Linked DNA regions of Mus musculus: region 2 is linked to region 1. The links are chromatin loops, found by intact Hi-C in ENCODE. Cell type or tissue: left cerebral cortex. All regions are shown on one strand.

What was found. Peaks named below come from ENCODE experiments on the same cell type or tissue, not always from the same donor. Only the 100,000 strongest peaks of a DNase experiment are listed, where the experiment ranks them.
Region 2: it touches region 1 in a loop (2.5-fold over the local background); 9 of 42 quality-filtered maps call a loop at or near these places.

What each region holds. Positions count from the first base shown.
Region 1 is chr3:79,586,441-79,594,440 of GRCm38, forward strand. Ppid (peptidylprolyl isomerase D (cyclophilin D)) reads left to right here and starts at 4,897. Exons shown (of 10, transcript NM_026352.4): 1 at 4,897-5,117; 2 at 7,170-7,310. The coding sequence starts at 5,033. In left cerebral cortex, CTCF peaks have their summits at 560 (motif pointing left) and 4,972; DNase peaks (open chromatin) are centred at 526 and 4,911; H3K4me3 peaks cover 1,796 bases; H3K27ac peaks cover 1,074 bases.
Region 2 is chr3:79,097,214-79,105,213 of GRCm38, forward strand. It overlaps Rapgef2 (Rap guanine nucleotide exchange factor (GEF) 2), which reads right to left. Exons shown (of 24, transcript NM_001310536.2): 3 at 6,750-6,927; 4 at 1,881-2,017; 5 at 1,007-1,165. Among named protein-coding and RNA genes, the nearest start is that of Rapgef2, 45 kb to the right of the region's middle. In left cerebral cortex, no CTCF peak of the experiment used is centred here; a DNase peak (open chromatin) is centred at 3,773.

The DNA.
Region 1 (8,000 bases):
TTACAGAGCTTCATGTGCCAAAATAAAAAGCCTCTATGATTTATAGTACTACCAGTTATACTGTTTTCATTTTAGAGACCTGTGGAGAGTTGGTAGAGTGTGTGCCTTTCATGTAAAGTTCCTAGGTTCAGTTCCCAGTGCCAGAAAACAGAAGGAAATAAAAAGGAAGACAAGATTACTTCAGGCTAATGCAATTATTTCTTTGGAAATCCTGAAGTGAACAAGTCTATCACTCGATTGGTTTTATCAACTAAGAGTAAATACACATTTTACAATGAAAAATCGTGAAAATTAATTTTAACTATCACTTCCGAGAAAAGAAAACAATCCCATTGCTTCTCAGAAAAATTTGCTAATACATATACATGAGCCTCTAAATGAGTAAAGACAGCCCTTTTCTGTCTTAGATTCAGCCCCTGGGTGAAGAATCTCACACTTGAGGAGTCCACAGGCACAAACTCCGGGATGCTGCTTCTATCTGGGCAGAGTTGATGGCGGCAAAGCCTCTGCTGCCCCCTGGTGGCATCTGCTGCTTTTCATTGATTCCCTGTTGCAGCTCAGAAAACCTGCTCTGAGGTTGCACTTCTATGCTGCCTCCTCTAGTGGGTCTCTGCAGGACTCTGGGATAGGAAGTCCTGCCAGTGTGTAACCACCTGCGCGTGATGTCGATCTTCAGCACAAGCTATGTGTGCCCTCACCCACTTAACAATTAACCCCTTTTGTCGGTCCAGTTAAACAATCAGAGTCTGACAGTACACATAGGACAGTGGAACTTAGTCGCTCATCTTTGGGGTCCTTTCTAATTTGTTACCTTGAGAATGTGTTTGGGTATTATTTTAAATTTGCCTCAGGTCCTTGTAGGAACTTTAGTGATACATAGCCTATGCCCATGTAAAGGCATTCACTCAGCCATGTTTGAAATGGCTCATTTGTCTGTTTGATCTTAGTTATTTGAGACTCTGTAGCCCAGTCTGGGTTTACATTTGCCATCTTGCTCCCTTCATGAGCCAAAGCTTGCTCTCTGTGGTCTGCAGCTCAGTTTGAGCTGTTCAGGCACTAGCATGCCCTATCTCTGCTCTTAAATCTCTTTAGCTTACCTGTGAATGTTTTTGCATTCTCAGAGATATGATTGCCGATATGTCAATCAATCAATCGATCGATCGATCGATCAGTCAATCGATTAATCTCGCCCACTGTTGTGAAGTGGCAAGCTGCCATGACCTTGCTTTCCCTCTTGCTCTCTTCTGTCATCACTAATCCCTCCTTTCCTAGATCAGGAATGGGCATTTCTCGTTGATTTAGTTGGTCTTACTCTATAGCTCTAGATGGCCAGGACCTAATGAGCAAACCAGGCTCATACTCGCAGAGATCCACCAGCGATGCCCCCTGAGTGCTGGGATTATGGGTATGGGTATTTTCTTTATTTTATTTTAATTTGAGAGAATGAAACCATGGTCTTATAAAAGATGGGGCGGGGGGGGGGGCAGATCCACAGTGGCAGGCAACTGGTGGATCTCTGAGTCTGAGGCCAGCCTGATCTACAGAGCAAGTTCCAGGGAAGCCAGGGCTACACAGAGAAACCTTGTAGTGAAAACAAACAAAAACTGAAGATTTTTTTCCCCCAACTTTTTCCAGGCCAACAATGTTTTCTATTCCTGCAACACCTTGGTCTAGAAGGCAGATTGTTCTCTTGAAGCAATGAACACAGAGTGCTGGGGCTGGAGAGATGGCTCAGCAGTTAAGGGCACTGACTGTTCTTCTGAAGGTCCTGAGTTCAAATCCCAGCAACCACATGGTGGCTCACAACCATCCGTAATGATATTTGACACCCTCTTCTGGTATGTCTGAAGACAGCTACAGTGTACTTACATATAATAAATAAATAAATAAATCTTTTTAAAAAATGAACACAGAGTGCTCAGCTGTGGAGTGATATGCAATGAGAACTAAACAGAGACTGGGGCGGGATGTGTTAATATCACTATTCTGTGCTTAAGAAAAGCAGAAAGAACAAAATACGTATGGTAATGCCCTCAGACAGGGCCCCTCTGTCTAGGTGAAGCCAGATCCTCAGCCTTAGGAGACAGCTCTGCTCTGTCCTCGCTGAGATGTCAGAGCCCCAGTGACCTGCCTGAGCAAGCAGACAGTTGGCGGAGGCAGCAGGTTTGGAGAGGCTGGTCTTCTCAGTAGAGATCTGGTGTTCAGTAATTGCAGAGGCTGGATTCTTAGGGCCAAAGCTTTGGCCTCAGGGGTCAAGAGAGCTTGCTGCTCTTCCAAGAGGACTGGAGTTTGGCTCCTAGTACCTACATAAGCAGGATCACAACCACCTATAATGGTAGCTCAAGGGGAACCAATACCCTCTTCTGGTCCCTGTGGGTCTCTGAATTGACATACACAAACTCAGACACAAGCACATAATTAAAAAAAAAAGTTTGATTCTTCATTTGGTTTGGTTCTAGTAATACGAATTTCATAAAAAGCCACTTACTGTGGAAAAAATCCTAGGTAGCGGGAGAGTAACTTTTACATCAGTTTTCACACCCAGACACTTGTACAACAACAGAATCATCCTGTCCAGTTTCCTTCTTATGAGAATGGAGCCAGCATTCTCAGCTTGCCCCTAGCTTTTCTTCTCTCTCCTCCTTCTTGTGTTTCCTTTTAGGAGAGTTTTTCTACGCATTCCAGACTGCCCTCAGTGATTTCAAGTTAGTAGATTAGAACAACAGCAACGTGTGTGTGTGTGTGTGTGTGTGTATTGTCTGCATGTGTTTGTCTGGATGTGTGTATGAATGTAGAGGGCAGAGTTTGATATTGAGTATGGCAGGTCTCCATCTTATTTTTTGAGATAGGGTCTCTCCTTTAACTTCGAGCACATCGACTGGCCAATTTGCTCCAGGAATCATCTTCCTTAGCACTGGGACCACTGTGTGCCCACCCCACCCAGCCTTTGAGTGGGTGCCAGGGATCCGCCTGCATATTGAGTGAGACATCTTCTCAGACCCCTGAGCACACATTTTAATTAACTTTATCATTGTCATGTGCAAGACAAAATATAAATGACCAGTTTGCTGCCCGGACATGACCAGGATAGAAGATTCCAACTGCTTTGCTGATCTGAACTAATTACTTTCCTGTTGCTGTGATTAAATACCATGAACAAGGCAACTTACAGAAGAGCGAGCTTGTTTGGGTGTTTAGCTCCTGATACTCTTGCCTCTAGTGCGGAGATTATAGGTGCTGGGTACCAACTTGGGCTGGTTAATTTTTTTCCTGGGCTGGTTTATTTATTTATTTTTTAAAGGTAAGGTCTCGTTCTGTAGTACTGACTAACCTGGGACTATCCATCTTCCTGTTTCTACCTCATAAGTGCCACCTGGCCAGTCTTAACAATGTTTTACCTCCTTTTTTGTCTTTTTGGAGTGAGTGCCTCTTTACTTAGCCCAGGCTAACTTGAACTTTGGATTCTCCTGGCATGGAATCAACTACTGGCATAACAGGCCTATGCCAAAGCTACTCGTCCTAAATGTACTTTCTTATTCTTTTTTAAAAATTGCATATTTTCTTTATGTACACTTCAAAATGTTATCCCCTTTCCTGGCTTCTCACTCCCAGAAACTCCCTATCCCACCCCCTCCCCCTGCTTCTATGAGGGTGTTCCTCCACCCACCACTCACTCCCACCCTCAATTCCCCTACATTGGGGCATCTATCCAGCCTTCATAGGATCAAGAACCTCTCCTCCCATTGTTGCCTGACAAGGGCATTCTCTGCTATACATGTAGCCGGAGCTATGTGTACTCCTTGGTTGGTGGCTTAGTGCCTGAGAACTCTGTTGGTTGATATTGTTGTTCTTCCTATGGGGTTGCAAACCCCTTCAGCTCCTTCAATTCTTTCCTTAACTCCTCAATTGGGACCCCCAACCCCCTCAGTCCAATGGTTGACTGTGAGCATCCGCCTCTGTATTTGTAAGGCTCTGGCAGGGCCTCTATATACAGCTATATCAGGCTCCTGTCAGCAAGCATTTCTTGGCATCTACAATAGTGTCAGGATTTGGTGACTGTATATGGGATGAATCCTCAGGTGGGACAGTCTCTGGATGGCCACTTTTTAAATTCTTACTGGCATAGCTCAGGCTGGCCTGGAACTCACATAGATCGTCCTGCTTCTACCTCCTCAGTACTGAATAACCACATTCAACTTTAAGTTGTGTATTTTACACCAAGCCCATTAGAAAAAAAAAAAAAAGACAGACTATTATAGGATATCTAGTTTTAACAGAAGTCAAATAAATCCTCTTTTAGATTCTCAACATCAGCGCATTTGGAGCCTTTGCTTTAGACTGGGTCACTTACAACTTAACGGCCAAATGACAATAACATGGCAATAGTAACTGGACATCTGTTATTTATTAGAAGCCACATGTTTATGTCAGGCATTCTGATAAGTAATTTATGTCTTTAATTTCCAAAACGCCTTCCCTAGGTAGGTAGGCATTAAGAAAAAGAAGGCACCAATTAATTTATGTATGTGCGCTTCTGTGTGCATGCTACGACATACTCGTGGAGATCAGATGGCAACTGGGTGATAACATTCTTTCCTTTCACCTTACGGATCCTGGGGATCAGACTCAGGTCGTGCCGCCTAGCCACCATGTCTGCTCAGAGGAGGCATTTTTATCCCCATTTTACAGACGAGTAAACTAAGTTTCGTTGTAGTTACTGGCATTTCGTGGCAGAGTCGAGGCTAGGATGGTTTCCAAATTCTCCACCCAGCGATGCAGCAAACACCAGGGAACGGCGCACACACTAAAAAGAAACCGACGGCCACTACAGCCACCTAAAGAGAAGCATTAGGGGCCAGGCGCAGAAACCGGAAGGTGAAGGCGCCACCGGAAACCAGAGTACAGCTTCCGGCGGTGCGCAGGAAGTAACTCTTCCGCGCGTTGCCAGGTTATAACGTAGAGGGGCAGTAGAGTTTGCTCCGGTCTCGCGCACGAGGTGCTCGTGTCCCGCTGCCCAGTGCCCGCAGTGAAGATGTCCCACGCATCCCCGGCAGCCAAGCCCTCCAACTCCAAGAACCCGCGAGTCTTCTTTGACGTGGACATCGGCGGGGAGCGAGGTGAGCGGCGCGAACGGCTCAGCGGTTCCCTCGCCCGGGGCCTCCCTGCTGCGGTTCTCCTTGGCCCGCTGGCTGTTCGGCGGCTCGGGGCCTGGGATCCGGAGGGGGATAGCAGCCTAGGTCCCAGACGGAGCGAGCCCTGGCCTCCACGAGTCCAGATTGCGCCCTCTCCCTTCCGGTGGAAGTTTCTGGAAATTTCTACTTCTACTTTAGGGATCGTGGCGTCCCTATCGTTTGTCTCTTTTTGATCGCACTTCCCTGCAACCTTTGCATCACTACTTACTATAAAGTGAAATGATTTGACGAGTAGTGGTGGATAGTTCGGTATGCTTCCTGGATATGTGCCTGGGGGGCTCAAGACACGCCACGTGCCTCTTGGTACACGAACTACATTGGGAGCTACCAGATCATTTTCAAATTAGAGTGACTTTCGTGCTTAGTGCTTTTTCCTTATTACTGATTATAGTAGCAGTTTAAGTAGGCGATCGTTTGTGCTGTTTTGGCATCATGGAATTGAGCACTATGTCTGTATGGTTACCTAGGATTCAGAGCTAAGAAGCCCTAAGCCAGTGGCTTAACCGGTGGGTGGAGGAAACTCCTTGGAGGGTGGGTTGTTAAACGACCATTTCACCGAGTTGCATATCAGATATTTTCATTACTAATCGTAACAGTAGCAAACTTACAGTTATGATGAGGAACTATATTAAAGGGTGGAAGCATTAAGAAGGTTGAGAAACACTGTCATAAGCCCTCGTGTTGCTTTGTAACTCAATTGGGCTTTTCTGAAGCATGTTAGAGTTGTAGGCCAGACCTGCTGGGATGGGTACACACACGGGTATATATGCATTCACTTTGTTTTGTAACAGATTTTATTGTTAACTGTCTCTTGGATTCTTGAGAAGGGAACTGTTTCAGAGGTTACAAAAGGCAGTTTCCATAGAACACAGAGTGGACTATGTCTTCTGTTAGTTACTTAGCGATTAGAAATTCTGAGTGCAGGGCCCCTGAGATAGGTCAGCAGGTAAAGGTGTCTGCCACCAACCCTGAATCCCAGCGATTGTCCCATGATCTCCACACTACATGCCTCAGCCTCACACATAAAATAAAATTTTTTTAAAAATATTTTTTAAGGATTTATTTATGATTATATCTAAGTACACTGTAGCTGTCTTCAGATGCCTTCAGAAGAGGACATCAGATCTCATTTCAGATGGTTGTGAGCCACCATGTGGTTGCTGGGGTTTGAACTCAGGACCTTCGGAAGAGCAGTCAGTGCTCTTAACCACTGAGCCATCTCTCCAGCCCAGAATAAAAAAATTTAAAAGTCTGAATATTATTTAAGTGATTTAGGGTTTTAAATCCTTTGTACATTAAACCATGTTGTGCTTCCTAGGCAGCTAATCGCCTGGATGCTGTAATTAGTTATAATCTTGTGTTGTTTCAAGTTTAGATCTACGAAGCTTTCCTTAGACTAAATAGGAATCGTAGAAAAATGACAATGAGATGACAGTGACACGGATCTGACAGTTCCGTGTTTGGGCTTATTTTCAAGGGAGATGAAGTTTGTATGCATACCCGAGGCACTGCAGCGTTATTCACAGTAGCCAACACACACAGCACCAATCTAGTGTCTGTCAAAGCATGAGAACATACACCGTGCTGTATACACAGTAGAATATAACACTGGCCTTTAAAAGAGGGAAATCTTATTTATAACTTTGTAGTTAACTCTAGAGGATAGTATGGTGCATGAAATAACCTACAATAGGCTCTCACGTTTGTGGACTCTTTAAAAAGTTGAACTTAGAGAAGTAGCATGATAGGTACCATAGCCTGGGAAGATGGCAGTTAAAGGATGCACAATTTCATTTAAAGAGTGGTAAGCGCAGAAGATCTGTCCACAGCATTGTGACTCCAGTTAGTGACGTGGTTAAAGAGAACTGAATGACACGTTGGATGAGGTGTTAGCCACTGGTTGTGTAATTCGTTATCTCCGTTTGGTTTGCCTGTTCAGTTTGCACACTGACAAGATGTCCTTTTCTTTTCCTTCAGTTGGCCGAATTGTTTTAGAATTGTTTGCAGATATTGTTCCCAAAACTGCAGAAAATTTTCGTGCGTTGTGTACAGGAGAAAAAGGAACTGGGTCCACGACCGGGAAGCCTCTCCATTTTAAAGGATGCCCTTTCCACCGAAGTACGTATACAAACTTCCTCTGTCCAAATAGCTTGATATGTATATTAGTCCTGCTCTTAAGAAGGGACGGCGAGTGTTAATTTCTTTTTTTCTTTTTTTGAGACAGGGTTTCTCTGTAGCCCTGGCTGTCCTGGAACTCACTTTGTCCACCAGGCTGGGATTAAACTCAGAAGTCCGCCTGCCTCTGCCCCCCAAGTACTGGGGTTAAAGGCGTGGGCCACCACGCCCAGCTCAGAGTGTTAATTTCTTGAAGGATACTTAGACAAAGTGGTAGCTCAGTGTCATAAGGGCTTGGTGGTATGCCGTAGGATTGATGGTCGGAGTGGACTATAGTTTATCTCATATCATCTGTCTTGTAACTCTCTTCTTCAAACCATTTCATTGGTAAAGAAAAGGCATGGCAGATAAATAAGCTGATTTTAGGTCATTTGACAGGCTGGGCAGAATGTTTGAGAAGTATTTGACATTTGGTGTCCAGAACACCTTGGTAATGTGTGATTAAACTATTACTTCATACAAATTACTTGTCTGCTATCCTAGGGGTCTGTGGGCTCAGCGGAGCTCGGGAGCCACACACACTCACCATTCTGTTTTCTCAGCTAATGACAGTCTAAGTAAGCACAGTAAATATGTCTGAATAAACAAGTACGTGACAGTGTCAGCAACTTTCCTGTATTGCAGGGGAGTGAA
Region 2 (8,000 bases), 490 kb before region 1:
CAGCTTGTGCACACAGAGAGGCCAGGTTTGTGTGTGTGTGTGTGTGTGTGTGTGTGTGTGTGTGTGTGTTGGGGAATAGTCTTAATGGTCTTTTGCTTGTATATTATGGTTTTTGTTTTTAGGGGGTTTTGATTTGTTTCTAAAGAGAGACAAAGAGTTGGGAGGTAGGGAGGTTGTGAGGATCTGGGAAAAGTTGGGAGAGTGGAAAATTATTTTCAATAAAAATACAACTTAATGAAAGCTCAGAATAGAAGCAACACATATGAACATCATAAAAACTGTATTTGACAAACCTACAGCTAATATTATATTTGATGTCAGAAAGTGAAACATTTCCAATAAAATCACAAACAAGGCAATGCTGCCCACCTTCTCTGATTTTATGCAATACAGCATTGGAAGTCTTGGCTAAAGCAGTAAGACAAGAAAAGCAAATGACCGGGATACAAACAGCAAAGAAAGAAGTCTCTATCTGCAATGATACAATTCTATTTATTAAAGGCCCCGAAGAGTCCACCAGAAACCCACTAAAACAAGTAAACACTCAGTAAAGCAGTAGGATACAAAATTAGTACACAGAGATGATTAGGCCTTCCTTAACCAGCAACAAACTAACTGGAAAAGGGATGAGAGAAATGATTCCATTCATAAGGCCAAAAAAACAACAAAGCAAAACAAACAAATAAAAACACCAACAAATAACAAAGGGAGGGGGGAGGGGCACATGAAAAAAGCACCTTTTACTGAAACCTAACCAAGGATATAAAGATCTCTCTATTGTAGAAAGATGGTTTTGGACTGGAAGAATCAGGATTGTGACAATGGCAGGCCAGTAGATTCAGTGCAACTCCAGTCAAGATTAAAGTGAAGTTTTCACAGAAATACAAAACAGTCTTAAAATCGCTATGGAAGACAAGAGGCAATGAGGCCACAGCCGTCTGAGCAGTGCTGGGGGTTCACGTGTTCGTTACTGAGGGTCAGGTCAGCACTGCCATACATCTCATACCTGGCAGTCATCCACCTTAGTCCTCATGACTCCTTTCATGTATTCTTTGTCCATGGTGGGCGAAACACCAAAGCTGTTTCCCATGCACAGAATTTCTGCTTTCCCATCCGGATATGTCACCTCCACGGAACCATTGAGAATCACTGACCAGGAATCCAGCTGAGAAAAACAAAAACAAAAAAACCCCGAAGGTAACACTGTGATCACCTGGCTTAAATGCTAGACGTGTCCTAAACTAGAATCTGGGATCTCCTATCTTGAAGATGGAACAAATTACCTGAAGAATCTTAACTGTTTATCAAACAAGCGCGCTCTCTCTCATGTTCTCTCTCTCTCTCTCCCCCCCCTCTCTCTCACACACACATACACACAATTCTTAGACCCAACACAGAGTAAAATCATTTAAAAACATTAAATATTCTCTAAAATGACACATGAGAAAAATTATCTATATATCAAAGGGAATGTAAAGAAGATAAAATGTTCGTCATGGCTTAAATACAAACATCGTTTTGTTTCTATGAGAGGCAGTGAATTTATGATGTACGGTCAGAAACTAAAAAGCTAATACATCACAGAGTCTCAGGATGGCTGTGTACCTCAGGGTGAAGTGCCTGCCTACCATGTGAAGGGCTCCAAGTTTGAGCCTCAAGATCAAGCAAAATCAAAACCTCCAGTGGCACTGCATGCCATGGTGGCACATGAGAAATAGAAGAATGGATCTTGGATGAATAAGGGAATGTTTGAGTGGACACCAGTTTCCATCTACTCAAACTCATCCCTGCTAAGTTCGTAAGAGGAAAAAACAGGAACAAGGTTTTGTCTGGGTGTCACTGATCCTCGAGCTTTCTAGGCGGTAGAAACCCCTGCTGACCTCTTCTCCGTCGTTTAACACAATGGTTCCAGCTCTTTCCACCACTGCAAACACCATCACGGCACAGAGCTCCCGTCTTACTGACATCGTCATATTGGCAAAGGCCGGCAGCTGGTGCATAAATTCCAGTAGTTGTTCTGAAAGGTAAAACCGTAATTTATACTGAGAACACATCTTCAGAAAGAAATACTGAGCTGAGCTCCAGACCTCTGTGTGCCTTCCCTGCAAGAGGAGAGCTTGCCTGCAGAGAGTGCTCTGACCACTGAGACTCAGGAGAGAGCTGGACTCCCAGGACTGCTGACAGAGGCTAACAGAATCACAGGAGGAACAAGCTCCACCCAGAGACAACTATAAGAACTAACTCCAGAGATTACCAGATGGCGAAAGGCAAACGTAAGAATCTTACTAACAGAAACCAAGACCACTCAGCATCATCAGAACCCAGCACTCCCGCCTCAGCCAGTCCTGGATACCCCAACATACCTGAAAAGCAAGATTTGTATATAAAATCATATCTCATGATGCTGATAGAGGATTTTAAGAAGGACATTAACAGCTCAAAGAAATACAGGAGAACACAGTTAAACAGGTAGAAGTCCTTAAAGAGGAAGCACAAAAATCCCCCCAGAACTGTGTCTCTAGCTGCACATGTAGCAGAGGATGGCCTAGTCAGCCATCAATGGGAGGAGAGGTCTTACAAAGATCATATGCCCCAGTACAGGGGAATGCCAGGGCCAGGAAGCGGGAGTGGGTGGGTTGGGGAGGGAGGGGAGAGTATAGGGGACTTTTGGGATAGCATTTGAAATGTAAATGAAGAAAATAGCTAATAAAAAGGAAAAAAAAAGAAGAAGAAGAAGAAAGAAGAAAGAAATACTCCAGGAAGACAGACTGAAGGGCTTCTATCTTGGGCAGGTAATGCCAAGACTGACTAGCTCTGTATCTCAAACCCTAGGCAGAAGGTTTCAATACATGGGTGGCTCTGGTAATCAGTGGTGGGTGGTACCCACTGACTCTATCTGATATGACAATCTTCTGAGAAATCTTAAATACATCTTATAGGAAGAATAAGTCTGTCTAGTGAATCTTACTTCTGGAATGGGCATGCAAATCCATGCCAGGCCATAAAATTTTTTAATCTTGCAACAAAATAATTCTGCAATAGATGATCCACATCAAATCACACAAAGGCAGAAGTTTCTACACTGAGAAATTCAGGGGCCCTCTGATGTTAAACCTAGAGGGGATCAAAGGCGTCGCGATCCTCTGCTGCCACATCACAAAATGCCTTGCTCTTTCTAGACTGTTCTATGGCTACCACCCCTCCCCCTACAGACCACACATTCTACCCTTTCTGTCCCTTTGCAAAAGTTCTCACGTTTTCCTGCAAAGTTCAATAACTATAAGAAAAATATGAGACAATAAAAGATTATCTAGCATTAAAAAATAGAACTGGATAGGAAATGTCGACATCATATGTAAGAACAAAGGTTAAAGAGAGAAAAAGGGTCTAATACTAAATGTAAGCCATTCCCAGATTCAGTTGAAATACCATATTCAGGGACTGGAGAGAGCGTTAGGAGTTAAAAGGCATGCACTGTTCTTGCAAAGGGCCTGAGCTCAATTCTCAGCACCCACATCACAAAAGCCACAACTACTAAATACCTCGTATCTAAAAGGCATGGTTTATGGAGCAAAACCAACTATGATAAATTCACTTTCTTCAAAATAACTGAGACAAGGACACACATCCAGTGATCGTTGGGAACCCAAGGAGAAGTTGTTTTCTTTTGCAGTTCTTAAAAAATATCAGCAATTTCATCAACTTTAACTTAAATGCTCATTTGTGCATGCGAGCACCCACATCAGCTCTGTCACTTCGCTGCTGAGTAATGTTATCAAATAAAGGTTAGCCATCGCAGAGATGCTCCTGTTAGAAGCCAGCCAGCCAGCTTTGCGTTTATTTGTAGGACTATGAAGGGCGCTTGCTTTCCAGGAATTCTCAGAAAGGTTTTTCAGATACTAAGTAAGTCTTACGTTTCTAGGAACAATAGACATACTGTACATACTTTAATTTTAAATTTCTTACAACCATTCTAAAATTAACACATTAAAAAGAGAAGGTGCACCAGTCAGTTTACAAAAAGGAGGCCTTCAAATCAATGCATTTATAAGCAGTATTTAGGCTTTTAAAATGCCCATGGAAAGCACTCTAAAATAAGATGGTATGTTGAACATATAGACTTTTACTAGAAATGATAGTCGATAGATTTGTTTGTGATGTTGGCCTAGAACAAGAATAGTAGCAATTGGAAACAGATGATATGTCTGACCCGAGGAAGCCAAACTGTATGACCACCATTCCCCTGGCGCAACCTTCTGCCTCCTTCTGTGGAGATTGTCTTTAAATAGAACCACTCCCTTCAGCAGGGGGTGGGGCGTCTGGGACCCAGCAGGTAAACACATTTCATGGTTCACATGTTAGGAAACCTAAACTCATAGATTCACCAGGATCCTTTCCAGGGTTACGGATGCCATAACTGCTGGGGGAAGTGATTGGCAGCCAAACCGAGGAAAGGAGTCTCTACCATGTCCAGCTTCCTGGGTTGCAGGTCTCCTTAGCTTTTCAGTAATAGCATGCTTTTGAGCCATCCATGTTCCTGTAAGTAACCCCCAAATAAAATTCACTGGCCCATCAAGTTAGACTTTGTTCCTCTATCTCCTGTTCCGTACCCGGGGTGAGTAGACACACGCCATCTCCCCAGGAAAGATCTGTCTCACAACACTCTGTCAGCCTAGTCCCTGCTCCTTTCCCCTCACAGAGCCCATGCTATCTGCTGTATCTCCCCTGCCCCACAGCACACATTCCGCTGCAAGCTGTAGCTTCCCTTGCCTAGAGCAGGACAAGGTCCAATCTCTCCTCTTCATCCTGAGCTGCCAAGAACTAGAAAGTCCCTGCCACAGGAGCAAAATGAATGAACGATTACCAGCACAGGCTCTTCATCTCTAAATCGTCTGCAGTTCCAGCAAATGACTTCATTAGACATGAAATCAAAGGGCTGGTTTTCTATTTCCCACTATATGCATACAGCTTAAACTGCCGGTTTTCCCACAAGTGTGTTTGCATAAACTAAAACAAAAGCAGTAAGTTACTCGCACCTTCCCTTATCTAATCTCACTGAGTTGAGCTCACTGAATTCTCCTTCAAACATGTACAGGCTTAAAGAGTTAGTGAAGGGCACAACACACAAGTCGCCTGCGACTGGCAGAGGTACTTACAGACCCTAGAACTGGGTGGGAGATGGCCCTGGTGATCACCTAGTATCTTACACAAAAAAGGTCAGAGTTGGATGTGTATTCAAACGCAAAGCTACTATTAAGGAAACAAGTCTTGCTCCTATTAAAAGGGAGACATAACTCCCCTAATGGTTTTAATTTTGAGGGGCACTTCAGGGCTCAACCAGCACAAATCGGTCTTAGTTACGGTTTCTCTGGCTGGAGGCAGGGACAGAGTTACCACCACACACAATATCTCATTAAGCTCAATGACTTTCTAGTCCAGTGGTCCAAACTCTTTCCACAGTTCTGCCCTCAACATGCTCAGGTCTGTCATGAAATACCCCAATCCTGGTGCCCACTCTGCCTTAGTTAGGGGTTTTAACTTCACCTTACAACTCTCGGGTCATGCTTCACCATTGAAAACAGTCAGGGCAGGCACCCGGAGGCCTGACTGAAGAGACGCCATGGAGGAGGGCTGCTTGCTGGCTTGCTTCCCAAAGTTCACTCCACTTACTTTTCTTCTTTCCTTTTATTTATTCTCACACAGATTACATCCTGATGGCAATTCCCGCACCTCATCTCTCCCACTAGCTTCCCTTTCCTCCAAACTGCCCCCTCCTTCATCTCCCCTCTGAAAAGAGCAGGCTTTCAAGGGACATCAACCAAATATAGTATAACTAGCTACTGTAAGACTAGGCACAGATTCTGACATCAAGTTCGCCTGCCTTCTTATACATCCTATGGCCACCACCCAGACGGGCACTGTCTGCAGTTGGCGTGGCCCTCTGACACTAATCATCCAATGAAGAAAGTGCCCCCCTCCACTTGCCTACAGGCTGACCTTACGGATGAATCTTCTCAGTTACAATTGCCTCCTCCCAAATACATCCAGATTGTGTCAAGTGAATAAGAAAAAAATTAAAATCCAACCAATACGTTACTTACAGCCCCTTCACTTGTGAGGCTGAAGCAGAAGGATAGTAGGTTTGATGTCAGTGAGGGGCATTTAAGAAAACCTGCCTAAAATAAAACAAGCAAATAAACAAATCCCACTACATCATCATCATCATCATTATCATCATCATCTTAATAGAAAAAAATTATAGACTAGACAGAAAGAAGAAAATCTCAGCTCCACAGCTCACAGGCTAACTACCTCAGCTTTGCTATTTTCTTCCTCACACATAAGCATAAGCCAACCACTTACAGGACTGTTACAGTTTCCATTTTGTCAACTAACATTAAGCTAATGTTTACTCATGGAATAAGGCTTGTAAGACAATTACTGAAAGTAATACTGTGTTAAGCCTACTTTTAACTTAAAGAGAAGGGGTCAGAAATTAAGCTAAGATAAATGTTATGTGAATGGGTTTTTATAAGAAGTTTCACTTTCAGTTATATTTGTAGATACTAGCTGAGTGAGACCCAACAAATCGGTTTCACACGGAGCTGGAAGGGTTCTGCAGCCACTCTTCAGGGTTGGGGATCCTGAGAGGGCGGGCTTTACAAACCTTCCAGACTCGGGCTGAATTACATCCGTGCTTGCCTCTCAGTCTTTCTGCCTGTTTAAAGCGTGCAGCCTTGGGCACTTACCGATGTCATCGTCAGTCCTGTCTATCGGGTCCTTCTCCAGGCAGTCCCTCACGATGTCCCTGCTCATCAGAGGGTCTGATGCTCTCTCGATGTCTTCCTCATCATCGTCATCCTCAGAGTCAACCGCCGTCTCTGGCAGTCCACTCAGGTCCATGTCACCGGCCTCGCTCTCCGTGGCCTTAAATCAGATGCAAAAGCAGACTTTAGGAACCACTGGAAGACAGTCAACCTATGGTGTGCTCAAGCACTAAGAACAACTACGGCTCACCATAATTGGCAGTATTTACTTCTCTACAGTTGAGAGCCAGCATCAACAAGTAGCTATGCCCCAACATGAGAGGAAGCTCAGAAGACATTAACATTATGGACAGAATAATCTTTGCCTCAGAAATTAGGATTTATTATAAGAAATGCAGAGAAAACTATGAAGTGAAAAAGAGAGTATTGGTTTTCACTTTGTTTTTAAGAGAGATGACTTACACTAAGAGGGTAACGATTTACTATGTGGAGTGATCTCTTCTCCAGGAGGACTGCATAGAGGATGACAGAACTATTTTGCCTCAGCTGGTCTTCTTGAAAGAAGGAGTCATAAATTGAAGGTAGCTTGATAATCACACATAACTATCTGGATTGATTCAATGGCCACTTGAATTTTAAATCACTCAACAGGGCAGAAGGATGTGTGTATACTATAAATATACATATATATAGAGGATATATACATATTGTATATCACACACACACACACACACACACACACACACACATACACACACACACACCTACCCACAGACACACAGACACAGACACAGACACACACACCCACCCCGACCCACCCTGGAAGAAGACTCTTCTGTTTCATTGGCACAAAGCTAAACTAACAATTTGACTGCAAGTTAGAAACACAAGTTAACTGAATACTCTCTTAGCTACCAGAATCACTGATTTCAAATGGCTTTCTGCCCAATCTGAAGACTAGAGACAGCTATCCTTCAGGTGAGTCCAGTCTTTAGTGATTTATTGGCCCAGTGTATCCATCAAACCCTAACCCTAATCCTAACCCTTGTTTTGTAGCCATGGAATTCACCAACTGCTTCTGCATACTGAGAATGAATTTACATACATATTAATTGCATCGACTTTAAACATCATTAATGTCTTTTTCACCCAAGAAAGTAAACTTAGGAAGACATATTATAAAATAACTTAGTAAGAAACATTATAAAGTTCACCAGCTTAAAATCACAGCTC